Linked DNA regions of Homo sapiens: region 2 is linked to region 1. Evidence: read pairs that join two places in POLR2A ChIA-PET (ENCODE). Cell type or tissue: MCF 10A. All regions are shown on one strand. Each heading gives the region's core, and the rest is flanking DNA. Links, peaks and the distances in the headings are about the cores only.

What was found. Peaks named below come from ENCODE experiments on the same cell type or tissue, not always from the same donor. Only the 100,000 strongest peaks of a DNase experiment are listed, where the experiment ranks them.
Region 2: POLR2A ChIA-PET joins it to region 1 with 5 read pairs; 2 of 35 experiments call an interaction of 5 or more read pairs at or near these places.

What each region holds. Positions count from the first base shown.
Region 1 is chr22:45,609,643-45,615,822 of GRCh38, reverse strand. No RefSeq gene overlaps it. Among named protein-coding and RNA genes, the nearest start is that of LINC01589, 7.1 kb to the right of the region's middle. In MCF 10A, for the core only: no CTCF peak of the experiment used is centred there; a DNase peak (open chromatin) is centred at 3,262.
Region 2 is chr22:46,301,865-46,308,044 of GRCh38, reverse strand. All of the region lies in intron 2 of GTSE1 (G2 and S-phase expressed 1), which reads right to left. Among named protein-coding and RNA genes, the nearest start is that of GTSE1, 8.1 kb to the right of the region's middle. In MCF 10A, for the core only: no CTCF peak of the experiment used is centred there; no DNase peak of the experiment used is centred there.

The DNA of each region.
Region 1 (6,180 bases), core at 1,205-5,204:
TGAAATCCATCTCTACAAAAAATTTTTTTTAAATTAGGCAGTCGTGGTGGTGCACGCCTGTAGTCCCAGCTACTCAGGAGGCTGAGGTGGGAGGATGGTTTGAGCCCGGGAAGTTGAGGCTGCAGTGAGCCATGCTCCCGCTGAAGTAGAAGGTGGGACTCAACTCTGAAGGTGGGGCTTAGACATGTGACTAATTGAGGACTAACAAGGAGAGGGGATGGCAGAAGGAGCTTTCCATAAGACACAGTCACCTGTGTGCCATGTTAGTTTACCATTGCCATGGCAACACCCAGAAGCTACTGCCCCTTTCCATGGCAACGACCAGACAACCCAGAAGTTGACACCCTTATCCTACAAATTTCTGTGTGAACCACCCCTCAATGTACATATAATTAAAAGTGGGTATAATGTGAGTGCAGACCTGCCTCTGACTGCTGCTCTGGGCACACTGCCTATGGGGTAGCCCTGCTCTGCAAGGGGCAGAACCTCTGCTGCTGCTGTGTACTGCCACTTCAATCAAAACTGCTGTCTAACACCACCGGCTCACCCTCGAACTCTTTCCTGGATAAAACCAAAACCCTTCCTGGGCTAAGCCCCAATTTGGGGGCTCACCTGCCCTGCATCATTGCTACTGCACTCCAGCCTGGATGAAAGAGCAAGATGCTGTCTCAGGCCCAGTGTGGTGGCTGACACCTGTAATCTCAGCACTTTGGGAGGCCAAGGCGGGTGGATCACTTGAGGTCAGGAGTTCAAGACCAGCCTGGCCAACATGGCAAAACCTTGTCTCTACTAATAATACAAAAATTAGTCAGGCATGGTGGCACGTGCCTGTAATACCAGCTACTTGGAAGGCTGAAGTAGAAGAATCACTTGAACCCGGGAAGCAGAGGTTGCAGTGAGCTGAGATCGTGCCACTCCACTCCAGCCTGGGTGACAGAGCGAGACTCCGTCTCAAAAAAAAAAAAAAAAAAAAAGATGCTGTCTCAGCAAAAACGCTAAAGCTAAGACCCAAGTATAGAAATCACCTTTTAAAGAAATTTCGTAGCAAAAACAAACAAAGAAAAACAAACAAAAAACTTTCTATGAGGTTGAACAAGTGTTTTCTTAGCTTCCTGCATGCACTCTTGTGGGAGAACAGCTCTGTCCTGGCCTCTGCGTGTGTGCAACCCAGGTCACATGGGCTGGGTTTGAAACACAGCTGGCCTGAATCTTGGCTGGATGTCTTGGGGTCCTCCTGGACCATGAGAACTTGGGGGGCTTGTGAGGAGCTGCGACAAGACTGTTTCTCATTGGCTTCCCTCTCTACCAAGGAGGTTGTCATGAGACTCTGGATGTCTGGTTTCTCCCAGATTCAGAGGAGGTATGAGACTTTCTGCCTGGTCTCCCCACCCCTTGGGGTATAGCCAGAGGACCTGAAACCTCTTAGCTGCAGTCTCAATGGGCTCCTGCGCAGTGGAATACCCTGGCGTCTGTGCCATTGCCCTGCACAAGGGCCATGGGGAGCTGGCACCTGCAGCTGCTCTTCCCTTCAGTCTCTAAGCAAGCAGTAAACCAAGGCCAAAGAGGACTATTTGCCCCTGTACTGCTGGTTCTGCCAGCCACTGGCCTCACCTTGCCTCATGCTTGACAGTTTGTTTTGTTTTTTTTTTTCTGAGACGGAGTTTCACTCTTTTGCCCAGGCTGGAGTGTAGTGGCGTGATCTTGGCCCACTGCAATCTCAGCCTTCCAGTTTCAAGCAATTCTCCTGCCTCAGCCTCCCAAGTAGTTGGGATTAGAGGCACCCGCCACCACACCGGACTAATTTTTGTATTTTTAGTAGAGACAGGGTTTCGCCATGTTGGCCAGGCTGGTCTCAAACTCCTAACCTTAAGTGATCCGCCCGCCTCGGCCTCCCAAAGTGCTGGGATTACAGGCGTGAGCCGCCGCGCACGGCCGTGCTTAACAGTTGTTATGCATGAAGTGGATTGTTCATATTCCAAAAGAAAAGGAGAGGTTAAGCCAGGCGACTGGCATTGGCTATGTGCTAACTGCGTACTGAACACTGCGGCAAGCATATACATGTCACTGAGTTTACTTGTCACAGATTTGCCTTTAGTTATCTTGGATTGTGATCACTGGCCATCTCCATACTGCTTCACTCGCTTCGTTATCATCACTGCTGATTTTGGGGTCACGGCCTGCCATCCAGCTGGACAGAACACCCAGGCCATGTCCTTAGAAACTGGCCCTTCGGTGTCTGCAGGATGCCAGCCAGCACAGTTCTCAGAAGGAGACGGTGATCATTGTCCCTTCGAGGCTCCTTTCTCCATGAATGGAGGGAAGTGCAGAACCGGTCCGAATGGGCAGGATGGTGTCTGGAGTTTTGTTACCGAAACAGACAGGACTATTTTTCACCATAGGCTGAAGGGGAGGAGGATGGTGGACGGTGACCAAGCATCACCGAGCCCTTACTAGGTCTCGGGTACCATGCTAGGCACTTCCACCGGTGCTGCCACCATATCCGTCTCAGAGAGGCTCAACAGCTCGCCCCCACCATGCAGCTTGTCAGTAGCAGAACTGGACTCCAATCCAGGCCATTCTGGCTCCCCGGTCCGAGTTCTTCCCACCACTGTGCTTTGGCCAGAAATGTGCATCACTATTGTTAGAGCCGGTTGCCACGGAAACGGTGTCTCTGCCCTGCATCAGGCTGGCCACAGTCACCTCCCGCTCAGGAAGCAGCCCACAGACCCACCGAGTCAGGCACCAGCCAACGGGCGGGCCTGGCCTCTGTCCACCTCTGTCCACAACTGTGCTGTTTCTGGCTCTGAGGGCCCCTGAGACCGGGAAAAACAACAGCAAGTCCCCGTGGGGTCCTGACCAGATGAAGTCTCCCACTTTGCCTCGTCTGTCACCAGCCACAGCTACGCGGCGGGCGCACCATCATGCAGCAGCCACCCTTCCTGTTTTCCTCCTTCCCCAGAGAAGGATTGCTTCTTTTTTCTTTCTTCCATGCCCCTGTATTCTAATGGTAGCTCTCTCCCCGAGTGGTTGACAAGCACAACTGTGGCTGATGATATAATATGACTAATAATGGGGAAGCGGTGTGAATACCCAGAGGCCAAAGAGAAAATAAAACAGCGATGACAGTCGCTGCTACATTTACGGTATTTCTTTCCACCGAGGCCTGCGGGCTAGCCGCTGCTGGGGCGGGGGCCGGTCACGAGGAGTTGCTAGCAATAGGCTGCGTCCTGTTGTTGCACGAATGATCTCAACTCCTGCTCTGGGACAGGGGTTTGCTCGCTCATCAAATTACAGCAGGCTTGTGTCAGCTCCAGCTGGTAGCTGGGCAGCATTTGCACTCTGGGTGCCTCCTGGGAGAAGCCTGGAGCGCAACTCACTTCAGTAGGAAGGGAGGTAAATGAAAACCTGGAAGCTGCGACAGGAGCCCTCTACTGAGAAAAAGAAACTGCAGAAATCGGCCTAGGGCAACTCTCCGTAAGACAGAAGTTTTACAATGTTCATTTTCAGGTGATTTCTTTTTTCTTTTTTTTTTTTTTTTTTGAGACAGAGTCTTGTTCTGTTGCCCAGGCTGGCGTGCAGTGGCGTGATCTCGGCTCACTGCAACCTCCGCCTCCTGGGTTCAAGCGATTCTCCTGCCTCAGCCTCCTGAGTAGCTGGGACTACAGGCGCCCGCCACCACGCCCAGCTAATTTTTGTTTTAGTGGAGACTGGGTTTCACCATGTTGGCCAGGCTGGTCTCGAACTCCTGACCTCAGGTGATCCTCCTACCTCGGCCTCCTAAAGTGCTAGGATTACAGGCATAAGCCACCTCATTCAGCCTTTTTTAAAAATTTATTTTTATTTATTAAACATTTTTCAAAGTGGTAAAATATACATAAGATAAAATTGACCATTTTAATCATCTTTGAGCGTATAATTTTCAGCAGCACTAAGTTCATTCATATCGTGGTACAGCCTTCACCACCATTCACCTCCATAACTTTTCTCATTTTCCCTAAGTCCCCATTAAATACCAGCTCTCTGTCCCCCTCGCCCCAGGCCCTGGCACCCACCATTCTATGAATGCTTCCTGTCTCTACGAATTTGACTCCTCTAGATTCCTCATCTGAGTGGAATCATACAGTATTCGTCCTTTTGTGACTGCGACTCTTATTTCACTGAGCACAATGTCCTCAAGATTTATCCATCTTGTGGTCTGTGTCCGAATTTCCTTCCTTTTTAGGGCTGAATGATATTCCATTGTATGAACAGACCACATTTTGGGTTTGTTTGTTTTTCTTTTTTTGAAACGGAGTCTCACTCTGTCACCCAGGCTGGAGTGCAATGGCGCGATCTCGGCTTATTGCAGCCTCTGCCTCCCGGGATTCAAGTGATTCTCCTGCCTCAGCCTCCCAAGTAGCTGGAATTACAGGTGCATACCACCACACCTGGCTAATTTTTATATTTTTAGTAGAGATGGGGTTTCACCATGTTGCCCAGGCTGGTCTTGAACTCCTGACCTCAAGTGATCTGCCTGCCTCGGCCTCCCAAAGTGCCGGGATTACAGGCAAGAGCCACCATGCCGGGCCTGGTTTTCTGTTTTTTTGAAATAGGGTCTTGCTCTGTTGCCCAGGCTGGAGTGCAGCTGCGTGATCTCAGCTCACTGCAACCTCCCACCCCCCAGGCTCAAGTGGTCCTCCCATCTCAGCCTTCTGAGTAGCTGGGACTATAGGCATGCACCACCACATCCAGCTAATTTTTTTTTCTTTTTTGGTTGATATAGGATTTTGCCATGTTGCCCAGGCTGGGCTCAAACCCCTGGGCTCAAAAAATCTGCCATCCTTGGCCTCCCACAATGCTGGGATTACAGCCATGAGCCACTGCACCTGGCCATAGATCACATTTCGTTTATCCGTTTGTCCATTGGTGAACAATTGGGTTGCTTCCGCCTTTTGGCTATCGTGTAGGGTGATTTCTATTATGATACTCTTTACCTTTTACAAAATTATTTGTATACTAAAAGCATAGGTTGCTTTTATTCACGTTAGTGAAGTTAAATAATGGCCAACTTCATTGGACCCTGCTTCTAGAATTCATTTCTCTTATGAAATTGAAACGAGCTTTGTCTTAAACAGTTTGGTGCATTGAGAGAAAATTAAGAAAACACAAATGATGAAAACAAAACGTAGTTCAGTAAATTTGCAATAAACAATGAAAGAAACTTGCTTTTACTGGGCCTGAAAGACCCCGTGCCAGCCTTCACGTTATCCTGCTGGTAAGTCCCGTAACCACCACTGTGTCTCATTCATCACTGTATCTCTGGGCCTAGCCCTGTACCTGAGTTATAGGAGACATGCCGAAAAATTTTTATTTTTTTAAAAAAGGAGAGTGAGGTGACATTTACTGAGAACTCACAAAGGCACGTGCCTGGGAAAGGAAGAGAAGAACTGGAACAGATATTTTCTGAGCTCCTCTTCCGGACCAGGCACCGTGCCCACGTTTTGTAGTCACCATCTTGCTTCATACTCCCCAAACTCCTGCAAGGTAGTAATTATTAGGCTCACTTTTCAGATGAGAGAACTGATACAGATGAAAAAACTCTCTGGGAGGATCTTGAAAGAGTTGGTAAAAAGTGCTAGATATTGGGTTTGGTCCTACCAGGAGTAAGCGAGGAAAGGGCTCTTTTCCCCGGGGAGTTAATATCAGACTTGCCCCCTCCAGAATATTGGGAATGGTCTCCTCGGCTAAATTGATTTAGTGTGTTCATGCCAAGCCCTTCCTAGGCCTTGTGTCCATGCCTGGTTATTGTTGTGTGTTGTTTTAATTTCATGCATATTTTATTTTTTAATTTTATTTCATGCATACAGGCATTTGCACATAATAAATGGTCAATAGAGATTCACCAAGTTGAACTGAATGTTGTTTGCAAGGAGGAAGGATTGGTTCCACAGTGTCAAAGTTTATCGAGACCTTAAACCAAAGGTAGCCTCTTCTTTCTGCTTGTCATGGAAAGAGCACAGGAGGCCGGAGGGTAAGAAACAGCTTGGCCGTGTCCTACTCTGGGGGAGTTTCTTCGTTTCTGAGGCTCACATTTGTCCTCTGCAAAATGGTAGTAATGATCTCAACCTGGCAGTGTTGTTTGGGGCTGGTGAAGGCCAAGTTGCTGCTGTTTCTCTAACGAAGGTCATCCCTGTCCAGTTA
Region 2 (6,180 bases), core at 921-4,920, 690 kb before region 1:
CTCCCCAAAGTGTATCCTGTCATGATGCTAATTTAGTTTTTCATAGGGGGCTCTAAGTTATATTTTTTCCTTTTTAAAAAATTTTTTAAATTTTTTCTAGTGACGAAGTCTCGCTATGTTGACCAGGCTGGTCTCGAACTCCTGGCCTCAAGTGATCCTCCTGGCGTGGCCTCCCAAAGTGTTGGGGTTACAGGCGTGAGCCACCATGCCTGGCCAGTTTTTTTTTTTTTTAATTGCATCAGCCGGCTGGGGGCGGTGGCTTATGCCTGTAACTCCAACACTTTGGGAGGTCTAGGCGGGCAGATCATGAGGTCAAGAGATCAAGACCAGCCTAGTCAACATGGTGAAACCCCGTCTCTACTAAAAATACAAAAATTGGCTAGGCATGGTAGCGCACACCTGTAGTCCCAGCTACTCGGAGGCTGAGGCAGGAGAATCGCTTGAACCCAGGAGGTGGAAGTTGCAGTGAGCCAAGATGGCACCACTGCACTCCAGCCTGGGTGACAGAAAGACACTCTGTCTCAAAAAAAAAAGAAATTACATCAGCCATTCTATGTTCACTAAGCCACCCAAAAGCTTAGGTCCTTACTTTTAAGATATAATCTAAAATGCATTCACTGACTCATTCAACTAGCTTTTCAAGAAGAGATAAGTCATTTTCCAGGTATAGAACATTTTCAAAAGACCACCTTCCTCAGCTCCCCTAGAATTAAATTCCCCTCTTACAAGCTACAAAACATCTATTCATAGTTCAACAATGAATTTAATATTACTCAAATGCACGGAGTAGGGACTCTATAAGAATTCGTTGACCGCCATTGCTTCTTGGAGTCCTTCCTGAATCCTCAGATGAAATTACTCTGTACCCCACCCCATCCATAATTCTATCACAGCTGGCATGGCCCTGTCTGCCCAGGTCCCTCTAAAACAGATCACAAGTTCCAGGTTAGTGGGTCCCTCTGCAGGGGCACCTGCTCCCTCCTCCAGCTCCCCGCAAGGCTCCCGCAGTGCCTGGACCTCACTTCTACCACTGCACTAGCCTCTGTGAGTGCCTCTTGACCCTTCTATGGCCCCAACTAGACTATAAGCTCCTCCAAGATAACAGTGTCTAACACTAACCCAAATTCCCAAATGTCCAGCTAAGGGCCTGGACACTTAGCAAATATTTATCAAAATGCACTGAAATACAGTATTTGCTCAATACTGTAAAGCTTATAAAGCTCTCCCATAAATGTTTTTATCTTAATAAACAATGAAGGCCGGGCAAGGTGGCTCACACCTGTAATCCCAGCACTTTGGGAGGCTGAGGCAGGCAGATGATTTGTGGTCAGGAGTTCGAGATCAGCCTGGCCAACGTGGCAAAATCCCATCTCTACCAAAAATAAAGAATAAAAAAATTAGCCGAGCGTGGTGGTGTGCACCTGTAATCCCAGCTACTGGGGAGGCTGAGGCAGGAGAATTGCTTGAACCTCGGAGGTAGATGTTGCAATGAACCAAGATTGCGCCACTGCACTCCAGCCTGGGTGACACAGCAAGACTCTGTCTCAGAAAACAAAACAAAACAGGCTGGGCGCAATGGCTCACGCCTGTAATCCCAGCACTTTGGGAGGCCGAGGCGGGCGGATCACGAGGTCAGGAGATCAAGACCATCCTGGCTAACATGGTGAAACCCTGTCTCTACAAAAAATGCAAAAAATTAGCCGGGCGTGGTGGCAGGTGCCTGTAGTCCCAGCTACTCGGGAGGCTGAGGCAGGAGAATGGCGTGAACCTGGGAGGCGGAGCTTGCAGTGAGCAGAGATCGCGCCACTGCACTCCAGCCTGGGTGACTGAGTGAGACTCTGTCTCAAAAAAATAAATAAATAAATAAAAATAACAACACAGCATGCTTCTCAAAAATCATAAAATTTGAAAATATACTAATATCCTAATTTGGTCCTGATTAATCAATTATTCTTAATTACCTAATCAAGGAGAAGTCAGAACAAATGCACAAAAGAAAGAAAAGAGAAATAACCACACAGAGAGGGAATGAAAAGATCCATAAGCACATCTGTCAACTTCATGCACATAAACCTAAGAACTTGGCTGAAAGAGATAATTTTCTAGGAAAATATAATTTTATTTATTCTTTTTTTTTTGAGATGGAGTCTCACTCTGTTGCCCAGGCTGGAGTGCAGTGGGGTGATCTTGGCTCACTGCAACCTCCGCCTCCCAGGTTCAAGAGATTCTTCTGCCTCAGCCTCCTGAGTAGCTGGGATTACAGGCGCGCGCCACCACACCGGGCTAATTTTCGTATTTTTAGTAGAGATGCGGTTTCACCATGTTGGCCAGGCTGGTCTCAAATTCCTGACCTTGTGTTCCACCTGCCTCAGCCTCCCAAAGTGCTGGGATTACAGGCGTGAGCCACTGCACTTGGTATATTCTTTTTATTTTTTTGAGATGGAGTCTCACTCTGTCACTCAGGCTGGAGTGCAGTGGTGTGATCTTGGCTCACTACAACCTCTGCTTCCCAGGTTCCAGCGATTTTCCTGCCTCAGCCTCCCGAGTAGCTGGGATTACAGGCACGTGCTACCACGCCCAGCTAATTTTTTGTATTTCTAGTAGAGACGGGGTTTCACAATGTTAGCCAGGATGGTCTCGATCTCCTGACCTCGTGATCCCTCCATCTCGGCCTTCCAAAGTGCTGGGATTACAGGCGTGAGCCACCGCATCCAGTCTATTTTTTATTTAAATTGTCTAAATGTACTTATTTATAAAACTGACTCCAGAAGACAGGGAAAATCTTAATACTTCAATAATCATAAAATAACTGGTGAAATTTATTAAAGAGCTATCCTCTTCAAAAAAGCGTCCCAACTAGATTCATAGGATAATTGTATCAAAACATTAAAGAACAAATAATTCCAATACTATTTACATCACTCCAGAGGATTAAAAGAAAAAAAACTTTCCAACTTACTTCCACGAGGCAAGTAAGTATGTTACCAAAAAACCTAGAAAGTGATCAATAAAGAAAGTAAAGACCAGCCTTACTTACATCAGCATAATAATCCTTTTTCTTTTTTTGAGACAGGGTCTCGCTCTGTCACCCAGGCTGGAGTACAGTGGTACAATCATAGCTCACTGCAGCCTCGAACTCCTGGACTCGAGGGATCCTCCTGTCTCGGCTTCCCGAGTAGCTGGGACTACAGGCACGCACAACCATCCCTGGCTAATATTTGTATTTTTTGTAGAGATGGGATCTCCTCATGTTGCCCAGGCTGGTCTCAAACTGCTGGGAACAAGCATTCCTCCTACCTTGGCCTCCCAAAGTGCTGGGATTACAGGTATGAGCTACCACACCTGGCCTAACATCAAACTCTTTAACAAGAATACCAGCAAAAAGAATCCTGCAAACATTAAAGTGGTAATAACATAACACAACCAAGCTCCCTGCATTTCATGACTGTGAGATGGTTTCATTTCATACAATCTACTCATATAATCATTTTATTACTAGAGCTAAAGAGAAAACCATGATCGTCTGCACATATGTTGAACGGGCATATGATAAAATACAACATACATTCTTGATTTTAGAGGCTCTTAATAAAAAGTAATAGATATATAAGGAAATCCCCATCTCAACCCAAAGCCAGCATTAGGTTCAGTGGGATAACGTCAGAAGTATTCCTTCTAAAGACAGGAACAAATTGATCTTACCAGTTAGGATAGGCTAACATGCTGAAGTAACAACCCTTAAAACAACAAAGGTAGGCCAGGTATGGTGGCCTGTGCCTGTAATCCCAGCACTATGGGAGGCCAAGGAGGATCACTTGAGGCCCAGGGGTTCAAGGCCAGCCCTCGCAACATAGCGAGACCCCAGCTCTACAAAAAGAAAAAAAAAAATGAGCGGGGTATGGTGCCATATACCTGTAGTCCCAGCTACTCAGGATGCTGAGCCCAGGAGCTTGCGGCTGCAGTGAGCTATGATCAAGCCACTGCACTCCATCCTGGGCAATAGAGCAAGAGACACTGTCTCAAAACAAACCAAAAACCACAAAGGTATATTTCTCACTCAAACTATATGTCTGCAGAGGGGTAGGCTGGGGCCCTGCTCCCTGGCCTCCTCACTCCAGGACCCCAACTGATGGAGCCTCCACCATCAGGAACACCGCTCGTCTCCATGGCAGGAAGGAAAAGAACCAATTCCACACTGGTTCTTGAAGATTTCCACCCAGAAATGACACACACGACAACATTCCCATTTCACTGGCCAAGTGAGTCACCAGAGCCAACTGAATTTCAAGTGAACAGGGAGTACAATTCTATTACATGCCCAGAAGACAAACACATAGAAATGCTCATGAATAGCACACCTACGACTACCATTTACTTGGAAATTAACCCATAACCCAGTATCGGACTTAATGAAAAACCACAGAAGCAATTCCATTAAAGCCAGGCACGTGGCAATGACATCTCCAAGCACAATTCTTAACACTGTTCTGGACACATAAAGCAACACAGTCAGGCAAAGGAAGGAATGTGGAGGTAACATGATCACACTGCACAGATGCCATGATTATAGACACGAGAAACAAATCAAGAAGATCAACTGGAAACTACTATAAGTAGTAAAAGGATAAAAGAACATGGCTAAGGACAAAATCATTACAGAGCAATCAACAGCTTTCATATCTACAAAGAACAGTGAGAAGATAACATGGAAGAAAATACTTCGTTTCTAGCAGCAACGAAAGATGCAAAATAACGATAAACAAACCTAACAAGAAATATGCAAAATGGATATAAAGAAGACTTGGCATATCATAAAAGTAACATATCAAATAAAGAGGGAAAGTAGACCGGGCAGGGTGGCTCACATCTGTAATCCCAGCACTTTGGGAGGCCGAGGAGGGTGGATCACAAGGTCAGGAGATCGAGACCATCCTGGCTAACACGGTGAAACCCCATCTCTACTAAAAAATACAAAAAATTAGCCGGGTGTGGTGGCAGGTGCCTGTAGTCCCAGCTACTTGGGAGGCTGATGCAGAAGAATGGCATGAACCTGGGAGGCGGAGCTTGCAGTGAGCCAAGATCACGCCACTGCACTCCAGCCTGGGTGACAGAGCAAGACTCCAACTCAAAGAAAAAAAAAAAAAAAAAAGAGGGAAAGTGAAAAAATGGTATTAAAATAAACTACATAATCATCTGGAAAAATGCCAACTAAGTTTGGTCCATGCCTCACACCACATCAGGCCTAATTCCAAACAAATCAAGGACTTAATGGAAAAAAAACAAAGCCCTAAACAAACAAGAATCAGCTATGAGGAAACTTTTGTAACTTGGGAGTGTGGACTTCTAACTATGACACTAAACTGGAAGCTACCAAAGATTGGTCGGCTGGGCCCAGTGGCTCACATCTGTAATCCCAGCACTTTGGGAGGCTGAGGTGGGAGGAACGCTTGAGCCTAGGAGTTTGAGACCAGCCTAGACAACATAGGGAGACCTTGTCTGTACAAAAAATACAAAAATTAGCTAGGCGTGGTAGTCTCAGCTACCAGGGAGGCTTAGGAAGGAGGATCGCATGAGCCTGGGAGGTCAAAGCTGCAGTGAGCCACAATCTCGCCACTACACTCAGGCCCAGGCAACAGAACAAGAACATGTCTCAGAAAATAAATAAATAAAAAATAAAAGATTGACCTTCAAACATTAAAATTTTAACATCTCTGTGTGGCAAAAATCACAATAAGTTAAACAAGAAATGGGGAAAAGAATATTTGCAACTCAGTTCATAAAGGGCTAATTCATGAAGCATATCTATAAAGTAATAAAAAATTAATAATCTAATAAAGATAGAAAAAGGATACAAACAGATAAAGTTCACAGAAAATAAAACAAAACATTCTTTTTTATTTTTCTTTATTTACTTTTTTTGAGACGGAGTTTCACTCTTGTTGCTCAGGCTGGAGTGCAATGGCGCGATCTTGGCTCACCGCAACCTCTGCCTCCTGGGTTCAAGCGATTCTCCTGCCCTAGCCTCCCAAGTAGCTGGGATCAGTATGAACCAGCATGTCTGGCTAATTTTGTATTTTTAGTAGAGACGGGGTTTCTGCATGTTGGTCAGGCTGGTCTGGAACTCCCGATCTCAGGTGATCCGCCCACCCTGGCCTCCCAAAGTGTTGGGATGACAGGCGC